2 separate regions of the Mus musculus genome follow, and region 2 is linked to region 1. The links are chromatin loops, found by intact Hi-C in ENCODE. Cell type or tissue: left cerebral cortex. All regions are shown on one strand. Each heading gives the region's core, and the rest is flanking DNA. Links, peaks and the distances in the headings are about the cores only. Region 1 overlaps Smyd3 (SET and MYND domain containing 3). Region 2 holds the start of Sccpdh (saccharopine dehydrogenase (putative)).

What was found. Hi-C counts contacts between places; a loop is a spot of excess contacts. Peaks named below come from ENCODE experiments on the same cell type or tissue, not always from the same donor. Only the 100,000 strongest peaks of a DNase experiment are listed, where the experiment ranks them.
Region 2: a loop joins it to region 1, with 2.8 times the contacts of the local background. A loop is called at or near these places in 1 of 42 quality-filtered maps.

The regions. Positions count from the first base shown.
Region 1 is chr1:179,501,469-179,504,384 of GRCm38, reverse strand. The region is part of intron 1 of Smyd3 (SET and MYND domain containing 3); the gene reads left to right. Among named protein-coding and RNA genes, the nearest start is that of Smyd3, 15 kb to the left of the region's middle. In left cerebral cortex, for the core only: a CTCF peak has its summit at 1,591 (motif pointing left); a DNase peak (open chromatin) is centred at 1,570.
Region 2 is chr1:179,667,468-179,670,383 of GRCm38, reverse strand. It overlaps Sccpdh (saccharopine dehydrogenase (putative)), which reads right to left and starts at 2,153. Exons shown (of 12, transcript NM_178653.3): 1 at 1,839-2,153. The coding sequence starts at 2,028. In left cerebral cortex, for the core only: CTCF peaks have their summits at 1,284 and 2,007; DNase peaks (open chromatin) are centred at 1,367 and 2,155; H3K4me3 peaks cover 1,540 bases; H3K27ac peaks cover 1,549 bases.

The DNA of each region.
Region 1 (2,916 bases), core at 109-2,608:
GACAGACGATCCCTTTTATGAATGGTCATGAGCTACCATGTGTGTGCTGGGAATTGAACTCAGGTCCTCTGGAAGAGCAGCCAGTGCGCTTAACTGCTGAGCCATCTCTCCAGCCCCCAGCGTTTGTCATTTTGATTGTGTTCTTGCATTTCCCCACTCTCTGAGGGAGAGACTTCAATTAGGCTCCAGGGTGAAGGCTTCTTTCTCTATGTTTTCTTAATTTTACATGTGTTTCTGTTGTGCTTCTGTCTCCATGCATACATACATACACACACACACACACACACAGTCATTAGGTGGGAATCTGGAACAGAGAATCTCGAGCCATATAAATGTTTCTGTAGGATGACTGTCCTTGTCATCTTATGGAGACTAAAAATCAAGCCAAACCCAACACACCTGTTACTGTATACTGGAAACACGGTGAAATAGGAAAGGGTGAATCCAAGAAGGAATCTGGCTGTGGACTCAGAAAAAGAAAAGTAGGGTGAGGGCCTGGTACTGAGAACATGTCACACTAAGTGTGCTGAATAAAACTGATGGCGGTTGGTGAGGTGGCTGCTGATGGCGGTTGGTGAGGTGGCTGGGTGGGTAGGGTCTTGCTGCTGAGTCACCTGGTGACCTTAGGTTAATCCCTGTAACTGACAAAAGATGTGCAGAACTCACTCCTGTAAGTTTTCCCCGACTCCTACACTTGTAAACATATATATGTACACATACACACATGTACACACACACACACACACACACAGATGAAATAAGGTAAACCATAATGTAACTTTGTAGCCACTGATGTATCTATAAATGGACCTTTGTATACAAGAGGTTAACAGCGGGGAGTTTACGGCTCAGCGGTTACATGCACCTGCTGCTCTTGCAGAGGACCTGGGTTCAGTCCCCAGCATCCACACTGTGGCTCTCAGCCATCTGTAACTTTAGCTTTAGGAGATCAGATGCTCCTCTGGGTGAGTATGGACAGGAGTATGGGCAGACAGTGTAGAAGCACTGGGGCGTGGGGAGGGCAGTGCAGGGCTACCCAGCACCTGCCCACAGGAGGCTCTCACAGGTTTTACAGGGAAAGGAAAAGCAACACTGGCTGAGGAATTTTAAGGGTGCAGAATGCAGCGCTGTGTGGACATCCTCCCAAATGTTCACACCCTCAAGTACACTCAATTCCCTATGATTATATATGAGTTAGCTGGAAACTCACTGTGTTTTTAATTCAGTTCTTGACGCTCCAGGTGATAGACTGTGGGTCAGCGGCATTAATATCAGCAGAGAGCTTGTCAGCTGTGTGCCATTTCAGGTTCTAACATACACTGAATCAGAATATACATGGCCTGCATGTGATTTCAAGATGGCTGTGTAACCTGTTTGCACATTAAACTAAGGTGAGCTGATTTCTGTACCTTTAAAGTTCTTAGCAACCTAGCTATTTGATATCTACTTTCTCTGGGAATATTTGAAGACTATGATTTGATTTTTATACGTACATATCCCACATCTAAAGATAGTGCACATCAAATTTTAGATGATTGCCCATTGCCATCTTAATTTTTATAGAGGCAGAGCTCCCTCTGGTGGACAATGGGAGGAAAAGCACACACTCTTTCCAGAAGAGCAGTTTCAGTTTTCAGCTGTTAAAATGCATTAACTGAGCCTGGCATGGTGGCTCACACCTGTATTCCCAGCTCGTGGGATGCTGAGGTAGAAAAATCGCTGAAAGTATGTGGGCACCACCCCCCAAGCAAAAGAAAAACAGTAGCTGACCTCCCAACTTACTAAGTGGGTCCAACTTGGGTAGAACAGTTGGTTAGCATGCAGGATCCTTGGATTCAGTCCCCAGCACCATACACACACAAGAAAAGTCCATAATTTAAAACAAAAAACCACAAAAGAACCATCAAACCCAAAACAAAAAAACAACACCTCACTCTAAGGAAGAACAAGGTAGGTTTTGTGGTAAAGGAGGATTATTAACAGTGGCCATGTTTTCAGAATTAAAGTCACAACAAATGTTTAATAGTCCATCATATTTGAAGCTGGTATGATCTGGGGGAATAATTTTTCTTGCCTATCTCTTTACCGTGATGTTTATCGCTGTGAAAGTTTCTCTCTCCTCTCCTCTCCTCTCTTCTCCACTCCACTATGTGTCTTTTAAGGATTGATTTTAGATAGTGAGGCCATTAGGTAGCAAGTGCCATTCTTTACCCATTGAGCCATTTTGCCATTCCCTGATTTTGTGGGGTTTTTTTTTTTTTTTTTTTGAGATAACATTTTACTATGTAGGCATTTTAATTCTTTCATTTATTTATTTAATTTTCTTTTAAAATTCCATTTATGCCAGGCATGGTGGCGCATGCCTTTAATCCCAGCACTCGGGAGGCAGAGGCAGGCGGATTTCTGAGTTGGAGGCCAGCCTAGTCTACAGAGTGAGTTCCAGGACAGCCAGGATTACACAGAGAAACCCTGTCTTGAAAAAACCAAAATAAATAAGTAAATAAAATTCCATTTAATCCCGAGTGCTGGGATTAAAGACGTGTGCCACCACACCCGGCTATTATTTTTAATTGTATGAATTAGTTTTCTCTATCTGTGACAAATCACCATGACCAACACCATGACCAAGGCAACTTAGAGAAGGAAGGGTTTTCTTGGGGGTCGTGGTTTCAGAGAGACGGGAGTCTGTCACCATCACAATAGGGAGTGTGGCAATAGGCAAACAGTTTTGGCTCTAGAGCAGCAGCTGAGAGCTTTCATCCTGATCCACAAACAGGATCAGAGCTCACCCCCATTGACACGTATCTTCCAAGAAGGCCAGCTTTGTTTTTTTTAAACGATTTTATGTGTATGAGTACGCTGTAGCTGTCTTTAGACACACCAGAAGAAGGCACATGGTTGTGAAGCCACCATGTG
Region 2 (2,916 bases), core at 144-2,643, 170 kb before region 1:
CCTAAACAACTATATCTGACCCAATTATAGAGAGGAGGCCGAGGCCGTCAGCACTCGGCACCATGAGAATTAAAGAGGACTTGGAGGCCAATGCACTTTTTAGTAGTTTTAAAGAATTATTTTACTAAATTGTGTGTGTGCACATACGCACGTCAGTGCAGGTGCCCAAGGAGACCAGAGGTAGCAGATATTCCCTCAAGCTGGAGTTCCATGGGGCTGTCAGTCACCCAATGCAGCTGCTGGGATCCTCAGCAAGAGCAGTACATGTTCTAACTGCTGGGACACCTCGCCAGACCCGTGATTTCATTTTTAAGTAGTCCAGCCTATATAAAATCATCCAAGCTTATAAGGAAATAACTGGAACTAATTGACCCAATAGAGCCATGCAAGTCTCCACTGATTAAGGCACTCTCTGCAAAGCTGCCTAATTTGGGCAATGTAGATGGTAAGGAATTAGGTTATAATTATACAGCAGTGGTTCTCTGCCTTCCTAGTGCTGTGACCCTTTAATCCAGTTCCTCATGTTGTAGTGACCCCAACCATAAAAATTATTTTCGTTACTAATGTATAGCTGTAATTTTGTTACTGTTGTCAATCATAATCTAAGCATCTGTGTTTTCCGATGATCTTAGACAACCCCTATGAAACAGTCATTCGACCTTCAAGGGGTCTGCAATCCACAGGTCTCTGAGAACCACTGCTATACTCTCACTGAGGGAAAATAAAAGGAACAATGTATTTTAATAATGGCCTGTTTTCCAGAAAACAATAAATGTCCAAAACTTCTCTGTCAAGGTTCTGTGTGTTAGCAATGGCAGCACAAAACAAAAGGCTGTGTTCCCTTGCCCTGACAAGGCTCAGTGTGGAACCATAAAACTGAATAGAAAGAATGAAGAACAAGTATGACTTGTCCTGGGTGGAGATTTAGTTGCCAAACTCCAAGGCTATGGGGTTCTAAGTCGGGTGCTTCCCCAAAGCAAAAAGGTTGGGTGTGTGTGTGTGTGTGTGTGTGTACACGCAAGAGCACCCACGTGTCCCTCCTCACTCCCATGTGTGCATCACAACACTTAGGACAAGGCCTAGCATGGAAAATACTACTCAATCAACATGTTGACTAGAAGCTGAAAGAATAAGTAAACATCCAAAACTTAAAAAGAAAAAAAAAATTCCCACATTTTTATTAAGAATAAGACGACTGGAGTGGAGGGTGGGGGTGCGAAGAGGCAAGGGCATCAGTATGTCCAGGTCAGCCCACACTGCCTCAAGCAATTAAAGTGAGAACTGCAGGCGGATTTCGACAAGCAAAAACACAAACTGAAAACCAGAAAAACACACACACACAAAAAAGCAAGCAGCTAGCGGGGTAACTCAGAAGCACGGTGTATATGCTTACCACGTTCAGAAGTGCTGAGCTAAATCCGTATCACCAAGCCACAAAAATAGGTGCACTATAATATTGCTAGTACAACTCAGCTTTCTTAATTGTCCCCAAGAGACAAACTACAATGGACCTCCAAGAAATCCGTGTCTTATTTCCCTTTCCCACAAGTACAAGAACCCTTCAAACCCATCAGAACAACAGAGATGGACAGAGGAGCCACTGAAGTTCTGAACTCTCTCTCGACAGTGGAGATCCCCAAATTGGGAGGGAGAGAAAAGCCTTTTCTTCTTTTTTTCCTTTAATTTAGGAGCGGAACAAGGCCCGGCCCGGCTCGGCCAGGCGAGGCGTCCGGTCCTCCCGCAGGGCTCGATGCAGGCGCACGCTAGGGAGACGCCCCTCGGCGACCTGCGCCCAGCCCGGCCCGGCCCTGCCCACCCCGGCGACCCCGCCGTGTTACCCAGTTTCTGGGCAGCCTTCTCCAGCACTTGCTGCAGCTTCTCCTTGGAGCGACCCGCCACGGCCCAGGGCAGGCGGGAGCTCTGCTCCGAGGCTATCTGCTCCCGGGCCACCTCCTCCGTCACGAACTGGCCGGTGAAGCCAGAGGCGCCGAACACCACCAGGTGGAAAGGCCTCTGCTCCGTCGCCATGACGAGTCCACAGCGAGCTGCAGCCCGGGGCGGGCTGAGTCCACCGCGCCTGCGCCTCAGGCCGGGACCCCAGTACCGGGCGCAGCAACCGCCGCTGTCCTGGCCGCCGTCGGCGCGGCTACAGCGCCCGGCTCCCTTCGGCCCACGCGCGGGCCACGCCCACAGCCACGCCCACGCCTCCTCGCGACCAAGCTGCTGCGCCGCATCCCGGGCCACCGGCCGGTGCCGCGCCGCCACATCCGGCTCGGGCTGCACGTCCGCTTCGGTGGCTGACAGGAGCGGCCGACGGCCCATTGCTGCCCGCCGCCCGGCTACCCGCATCAATCTGGCCACCCGAATCATCGCGTCCTCTTGGTTCCCCTGAAGCAGAACCAGGGCGGGCCGGTTCTTCCCGCTTCTCTGGGGGGATTGCGAAAAGAGACGGCCGGGGGGTCGCCCACGCCGAGAACTGGAGCTTGGAAGTCGGTGGCGGAGGAGAAGCTTATTAGCAATAAGGAACGCTGGTGACCCGAGCTGAGAGCATTGGACTGACTGTCTGTCATCCAGCCTTTCTGATGGTGTCAGAGACCATTGCTTTGGGCTAGGCTTCCTTTAAAAAAATTTTTTAAATTATTTTTAAGTTTGTTTATGCGTCTGTATGTCTTGTCTGTGCACACGCCCGTGCCACAGGAGCCAGGGGACAACTAGTCTAGGGATCAAATGTCAGGATCAGCAGTAAGCACTTGTGCCTACTGAGCTATTCTCGGAGCTGCTACAGACCAAACCTAATCGTGTTCGTTGAGACTTATTGTAGAAAGCAGAATGTCCATGGGGGTGGGTACAGCAGCTAGGCCAGGGTATTTAGATGACCACTATCCCATGAAGCCTCTCATTTGCCTTAGTGATTTT